Linked DNA regions of Homo sapiens: region 2 is linked to region 1. Evidence: chromatin contacts called from ENCODE Hi-C data. All regions are on one chromosome and are shown on one strand. Each heading gives the region's core, a stretch centred on a gene start or an enhancer-like site at or near the end of the contact. The rest is flanking DNA. Distances are from core to core; before and after follow the strand shown.

Evidence for each region. Hi-C counts contacts between places; a loop is a spot of excess contacts on that map. Pooled maps may share reads with other maps.
Region 2: a loop to region 1 is called in a pooled map, with 1.8 times the contacts of the local background. The contact joins the promoter of IRAK3 here to the promoter of HMGA2-AS2 in region 1. A Hi-C loop is called at or near these places in 1 of 50 pooled maps.

The regions. Positions count from the first base shown.
Region 1 is chr12:65,947,166-65,950,526 of GRCh38, reverse strand. HMGA2-AS2 (HMGA2 antisense RNA 2) reads left to right here and starts at 1,820. Exons shown (of 4, transcript NR_199060.1): 1 at 1,820-2,092; 2 at 2,403-2,763. The region is part of intron 3 of HMGA2 (high mobility group AT-hook 2); the gene reads right to left.
Region 2 is chr12:66,187,344-66,190,704 of GRCh38, reverse strand. It overlaps IRAK3 (interleukin 1 receptor associated kinase 3), which reads right to left and starts at 1,491. Exons shown (of 12, transcript NM_007199.3): 1 at 1,273-1,491. The coding sequence starts at 1,405. RefSeq lists silencers at 1,157-1,316, 1,337-1,386.

The DNA of each region.
Region 1 (3,361 bases), core at 571-3,070:
AATCTACTTTCTGTCTCTATGAATTTACCTATCCTGACATTTCATGTAAGTGGAATCATACTATATATGTAGAGTCTTTTGTGTGTGGCTTCTTTCACTGGCCTAGGGTTTTCTAGGGTCATCCATGTGGTAGCATCAGCAGTTCATTCCTTTTCATGCTAAATAATTTTCCCTTGTATGGGTATACCACATTTTACCTATCCATTCATTAGTTGGTGGACATCTGGGGTGTTTCCACCCTTTGGCTATTATGAATAATGCTACTATGAACATTTATATACACGTTTTCGTGCGAACATGTTTTCATTCTTGGGTATGTACCTGGGAGTGGAATCGCTGGTTCATATTGTAATTCTTTGTTTCACTTTTTGAGGAGCTGCCAGACAGCTTTCTAAAGCAGCTGTACCATTTTGCAGTCCGTCCCACCAGCAATGAATCTGGAGTTCCAATTGCTCCGTATACATGCCAATGCTTGTTATTGCCTGTCTTTTTGCTTGTAGACATCCAAGTGGATGTGAAGTTAAACATCATTGCTGTTTCAATTTGAACTTCTCTCACAACTAATGATGTTGAGCATCTTTTCATGTGCTTATTGGCCATTTATATGTCTCCTGGGAAGAAATGTTTATTTAAATCCTTTGCCCATTTAAAAAAAATTTGCTATCTCTTCATAACAAAGTTGTAAGAGTTCTTTTAATGTTTTGCATTCAAGTCCCTTATGATTTGCAAATAATTCTGTGAGTTTGTTCAGTTTCTTCGTGGTATCATGGGAAGAATATTGTGTTATATTGTGTTATATCTGTATCTATTGTATGTGTAGAGCAAAACTCTCCTCTTTTGAGTGAAACATCCGAGGGAATGTTTTTCTGCCTGCCTAACTTTCCAATCGAGTATTAGAGAATACTTCTTATTTCTTTGGCATTATAAAAGATGGATTTGAAGCCTGAGCTTTTCGATGGATTATTTGCTTCCAGTCCTCACTCTCATGTCTGAATATAGGCATGTATTATTCTATCTACACATCGCTGAGATTTGTGAGTACACCTGAGGTACTCTGATGTGGATAGCGACATGCTTTCTTGCACCAGTTCTCCCAAATAACAGCACTTAGGATACGTTCACTATTCACTAGCCCCTGTTCATTCATTCTGAGAGCCCCTTCCTCTCAGAGTTCCTCTCAGTGGTACAGTGGTTTATTGCTGGTACATTAAAAATTCCATATAAAAATCATTAGAGCTTTTTTTTTTTAGATGGACAGAATAAAAATAAAATAAATGGCAAGGTACTTTTGCTCAAAGGAAAAGACGTTCTTCCATTTGACTTTAAATCACAGTAAAGATGACGTCATCACAAAAGCCCAAGTTTTGAGATGATGTTTTCTCCAGGGAAAATCGAACCAAGAACGATGAGGACTTCTTGCCTCTTAGGACACAAAAGCGTGGGCTAATAGAGGATTCATTTCCAAAGGGTCATTTGGAAGAAGAGAGCACTCATCTTCCTCCCATTTTTCCCTGTTGATTACACCTGTACACATGTTTACTCCCAAACCGTTTCAAATCCACATACATTCTTGCAGGCTGACTGGTTCCTACTGCTCAGAAATCCCCCTCCTTTTTTGGCAGAGGCTCCCGCATTCATGTGACTCCTGCACACTGCAGCTCAATGAAATCCTCTGAAAGAGCTGCCAGCTCACCCAATTTTCCATGAATTAGGTCCTGACACTTCAATGAGGGGAAAGACAATGTCTGAATCTCTGCCAGCCCTGGCTCCCGGCCTAGTCCGTGTCACGGAACTTCTACCAGCTACCCTCAGACACAGCACTTCATACTTTTCAGACCACCAAACAAACAGACCCTTGAATACTTTCAATGTTGGTTGGGGTTATGGCTGCCAGGATGTTTTCCCAGCCTCTGGCACCCAATGGCTCCAGACTGTGCCGAGAAAGTTTTTGTTGTTGTTATTTTGTTTTGTTTTTATTTTTATGAATGGCTTTGGTAGAAAACGCAGACTGAAGCATAATACTACCACCATTCATAAAAAGGGAAAGGAAACAAACTGCTGTCTGGAAAGCTTTTTGGACGCCAAACAAACTGTAAGTCTCTTATCTTCCTTGGGGCATCTCTCGGCTCAGAACTAAGTGTTGATTCTTAGAAACCAGTTGCTCCTCGGGGTTCTTGGCATTAAAAACACGACTGGCCACTAGAGTTTTATAAGACCTGAATAACATCAATGATACATATTAGTCTTCTGTGTTGTTAACAGTAAATTTTCATGCACCTTAATAAATGAGTAATATTTTGCACATGCATTTCCTATATGAAAGCTAGAATCCTTTATATTTTTAACATCTGCCCCTTTGTTACTGGGAGGGTCCAGGCCTTACTGTTTTCATTTTCTCACAGGGAAACCAAGGCATAGGGAATTTAAATAATCGTCTGAGATCTTTTTCTAAAACCAAAACAACCCGAGTCTACTGATTCTCTTAATCCCTGATATAATGCTCTGAAGAAACCCAGTCTGTTCCTTGAAAAAAAGAAAAAAGAAAAAAGTCAAATCGAGATCCAATCCAGGAGAAGCTGTACTTCCCGGCTTTGATTTTCATCTCCAGATTGTTCAGCAGGGCCTAGTTCTGATTCCTCCAGGTTGCTGATGAAAAGTGAATCGCAGGGGACAAGAGTCAGACCTGCAAAGTCCAGCTGCCTCACCTCACTTGGAGATTCTTCCTTCATTATCAGTTGTGGAGGGGCTGAGTCCCTCTTAAAGGTGTGTACATCATAATGACTGTTCAGTGAACAGATAGCAAAGCCTTTCAAGTTGTTTAGACAAATCTGATGATCCAATTCTAAGTGTGCACATAGGGAGTTTATACAGTTTAGGCACTTGGTCAACTTGGCATGCAAACCCTTCAATGCACTGAGATTTTGAGTTCATTATGTTGAGACTATTGCACCTTTCAAAAAGCTTGTAATGAAAATCCTCATTCCATGGTTGCATTGAAACTTCTAAAATACAATGGGGTGAAAGAGAGCTTCCTCCCAGAACAAAACATCAATAGCAGCATTGACAAAATCACCAAAGGACTTTGAAGAAATTTTTTGGATTAACAGATGTTAAAACGAAACTGTGGCCGGGTGTGGTGGCTCATGCCGGTAATCTCAGCACTTTGAGAGGATTGTTTGAGCTCACGAGTTCGAGACCAGCTTGGGCAACCTAGCAAGACTTCATCTCTATTAAAAATAATTAGCCAGGTATAGTGGCGCATGCCTGTACTCCCAGCTACTCGGGAGACTGAGGTGGGAGGATTGCTTGAGCCTAGGAGGTTATGGCTGCAGTAAGCTATGATCACACCATTGCACTCCCG
Region 2 (3,361 bases), core at 242-2,741, 240 kb before region 1:
GAGTAATTGGAGAAGTTATATGAGACAAGCCATGTAAAGCATGAATATCTGGATTTCAATGCTATCAACAGAAAGAGAGAGAATAATCTGCCTCACTAATTTACCACACCCACCTGGCCCCATTCACCAACATTAAACTGGACTAAAAACACTTTTCTTTCTCAAAGTCAGTAACTCTAGGAAATCAACGGGTATAAATACTGTCCACGCCAAAATCCATCTCAAAAAGATCTGATGGGGAAGTGACCTTATCCCTCAAAATCCCTCAAATGCACACTGGAAATCTCGTTTTCTAGAAATCAGACTTTTTTTTTTTTCTTAAGGGCCATAACTTAAAATTACAGAGCTTAAAATATATAAACATTTTTTGTATAACCAGAAGCCCATTGCTACAATTCAAAGACTGTCACCATACTGTTCATCAGTAACAAAGAAAACTCTCCTCTTAGGCCTTCTGCTAGTCCTGGTAAGAAAAATCCTATTTCAGACCATTAAAGCTAAGTTATTTTGACATAATCATGATTCTTTTCAATAAACATTAAACATGACATTGTGGAATATCAAATCTAACCAAAAATGCCTGTACTTAACAAAACGAAGATTTTTGTCCGAATTATCTCTGGCTACACTCAACACTTCCAGCAGGCAGTTGCTCAACTTTCCAATGTCTGCATAAAATACAGTTCTGAAGCCAATTTTTTTAGATTAAAATAAAAAGCCACCCTTTAGCATAAACCTTCATTCAACGAAATTGGGTAAATAAGATTTAATTAAGAAAATTAGGAGCCGCGTTCATTGCAAACCGTAGTTTACTTTAGCATTTCACTTGTAATTAAGTTAGGGGCTTAGGGATGCATTGAAAACACCAAAGGATAAGTATCTCAAAGTTCTAAAAATGTCTCAATACTAAAATGATGTTCTGGGGTGATTTTGCAAGGACCAGAAGACATCATACATTGCGAACCCAGTGAGGGTGGCATCGCGGACGAACAGAAGATGCTTTCACGCTGGTTATCTGTCTTTCCCAGGCCTCGGCTCCCTTGACTTTGCAGCGATACCCAAAATTCTTTGAAAGAGAAGGGAGGGAAGGCATCTGGGTCCCAGGGAGTCTCTGCATCCAACCCAGGAAAGGAGGGGGCCGGCTCCCTGGCGGGAACTTCCCGGAGGCCGCGCCAGCCCCGCGAGGGACCCCAGCCATGCAGGGCGACGCCGAGCGGGCCCCGCGGCGCGCTGGGCTCCCCCGCCGCCCCCGGCCGGTCCCCGCCGACTCACCCAGGCCGCGCCAGCCCAGCGCGCCGTCGCAGCTGTCCAGAACAGCGCAGAGCTCTCCGAGCAGCGCGGGCGGCAGGTCGAACAGCAGCGTGTGCGCCGACAGCGCGCCGCGGGCCCCACAGTTCCCCGCCATGGCTCGGCTGCCCGAGCCCCGGGGACGAGGCGGAGTCCAGGTCCCTGCACGCCTGCGACAGGCCGTTACACAACCGCGGAAATCCTGCTTCCACGACGGCAGCAGAGCCCTAGGAACACGCCGTTCTCCGGTCACTGCAGGGGCGGTGCCCACGTGACGCAAGGCGCGCCTCGCCCGAGATGCCCCTGCGTCCGCCTGGCCAGGCCTGGGGGTTACCCGACCCGGGTTCTCCCTTCGCTGGCTTTGCGCCCCTTCACACCTCTGCGGTGGGGACGGAGCTGCCGAGACAAGCAGAGTGCGAACTGGAGAAAGCCCAGAGCTCAGAGCTCCCAGGAGCCCACCGTGCCCCACGGCTAGGCGGTCTCCTGGTGTGGACGGCTAGCGGTGTCATTACTTCTTACAAAAGTTTATTTTTGAAAGCTTCTCCCTTCCTTCCTTCTTCCCTTCCTTTCTTTTCTTCCTTTTTTCTTTGTTTTGAGTCAGGTTCTCACTCTGTCGCCCAGGCAGGAGCGCAGTGGCGCTATCTCAGCTCACGGAGCCTCCACCTATTGGGCTCAAGCGATCCTCCCACCTCAGCCTCCCGAGTAGCTGGGACCACAGTCGCACGCCACCACGTCCGGCTAATTATTTTTTTTCGTTTTTCGTAGAGAGGGAGTGTCGTTATGCTGCCCAGGCTGGTTTCAAACTCCTGGCCTCAAGCGATCCTCCCACCTCCGGCTTCCCAAAGTGCTGGGATTCGGGGTGTTAGCCACTGTCCCGGACTACTTCTTTTTTATCCTGTCAGAAAAACTATCCATGTTCATCGAGGAACACTTGGAAAACCCAGAAAAAAACTGAAAAAAGAAGATAATCACTCACAACCCCACTCAGCCCATCACACTCTAAAAGTTTTGACACATTTTCCTCCCAACTTTTACTGAATTTAAACAGATAAAAATGTACATATATGGGATTATTATTGGAAAAGATGAATGTAGATACCAACAAGAGAAAAACAGAAAAGACACCAAATCAGCGTAAAATTATGTTCGTTTTCTTCACGAGGCGGCCTCTCCTCCATACACCTACTTGGTTTTAATAAATTTTCTTCCTCATGGGCTTCCTTGATGAAATATCGTTCCATCATTTTTTCCTTCCTCAAAGTGCTTCACACAATCTTCCTTTTTGCCTTCAACATGGAGTTTAAGTAAAATTGTTGTTTTGAAATCTTCACGGAGTTTAAGTAAAATTGTTGTTTCAAAATCTTCTAGGTCACATGAGGCATGTTACCAGTGACAAAAAGTTGTTTTGAAAGTGGTGAGAAAAATCTCAGCCTTAGTGACTGGAAGAGTGGGCAGTGGCCATCAAGTGAAAACACCAGAGGTGTTTTGAAACCTCTCAGATTGTAGTCTTTGGAATAGCTGCCCCTAGAGATCACGAGTGATGAAACACTATCATTTCATGCCCCTACCTGAATGGTTTTGCCAGCGAAAATACTTCATAAAAATGTATCTGAAAACTGGCAAAGCCCATACTGTGTGGGCAAGAATTTCGATATCCCGTTGTTCAAGGTTTTATTGTCAATCTGTACACACTGTACACCTACCTACCTTCCTTCCTTCCTTCCTTCCTTCCCTCCTTTCTTCCTTCCTTCCCTCCTTTCTTTCTTATTTGTTTTTTTTAGTCGCTCTGATTGCCCAGGTTGGGGTGCAATGGTGCGATCTCGGCTCACTGCAACTTCCACCCCCTGGGCTCAAGCCATCCTCCCACCTCAGCCTCCAGTACAGCTGGGACTACAGGTGCATGCCACCATGCCTGGCTAACCTTTGTAGTTTTTGTAGAGACGGGGTTTTCCCATGTTGCTCAATCTGGTCTCAAACTCCTGGGCTCAAGTGATCCACCTCCCTAGGCCTCCCAAGGTTCTGGGATTACAGGCATGAGCCACCACACCCGGCCCTCTATACATCTCTTAAAGGG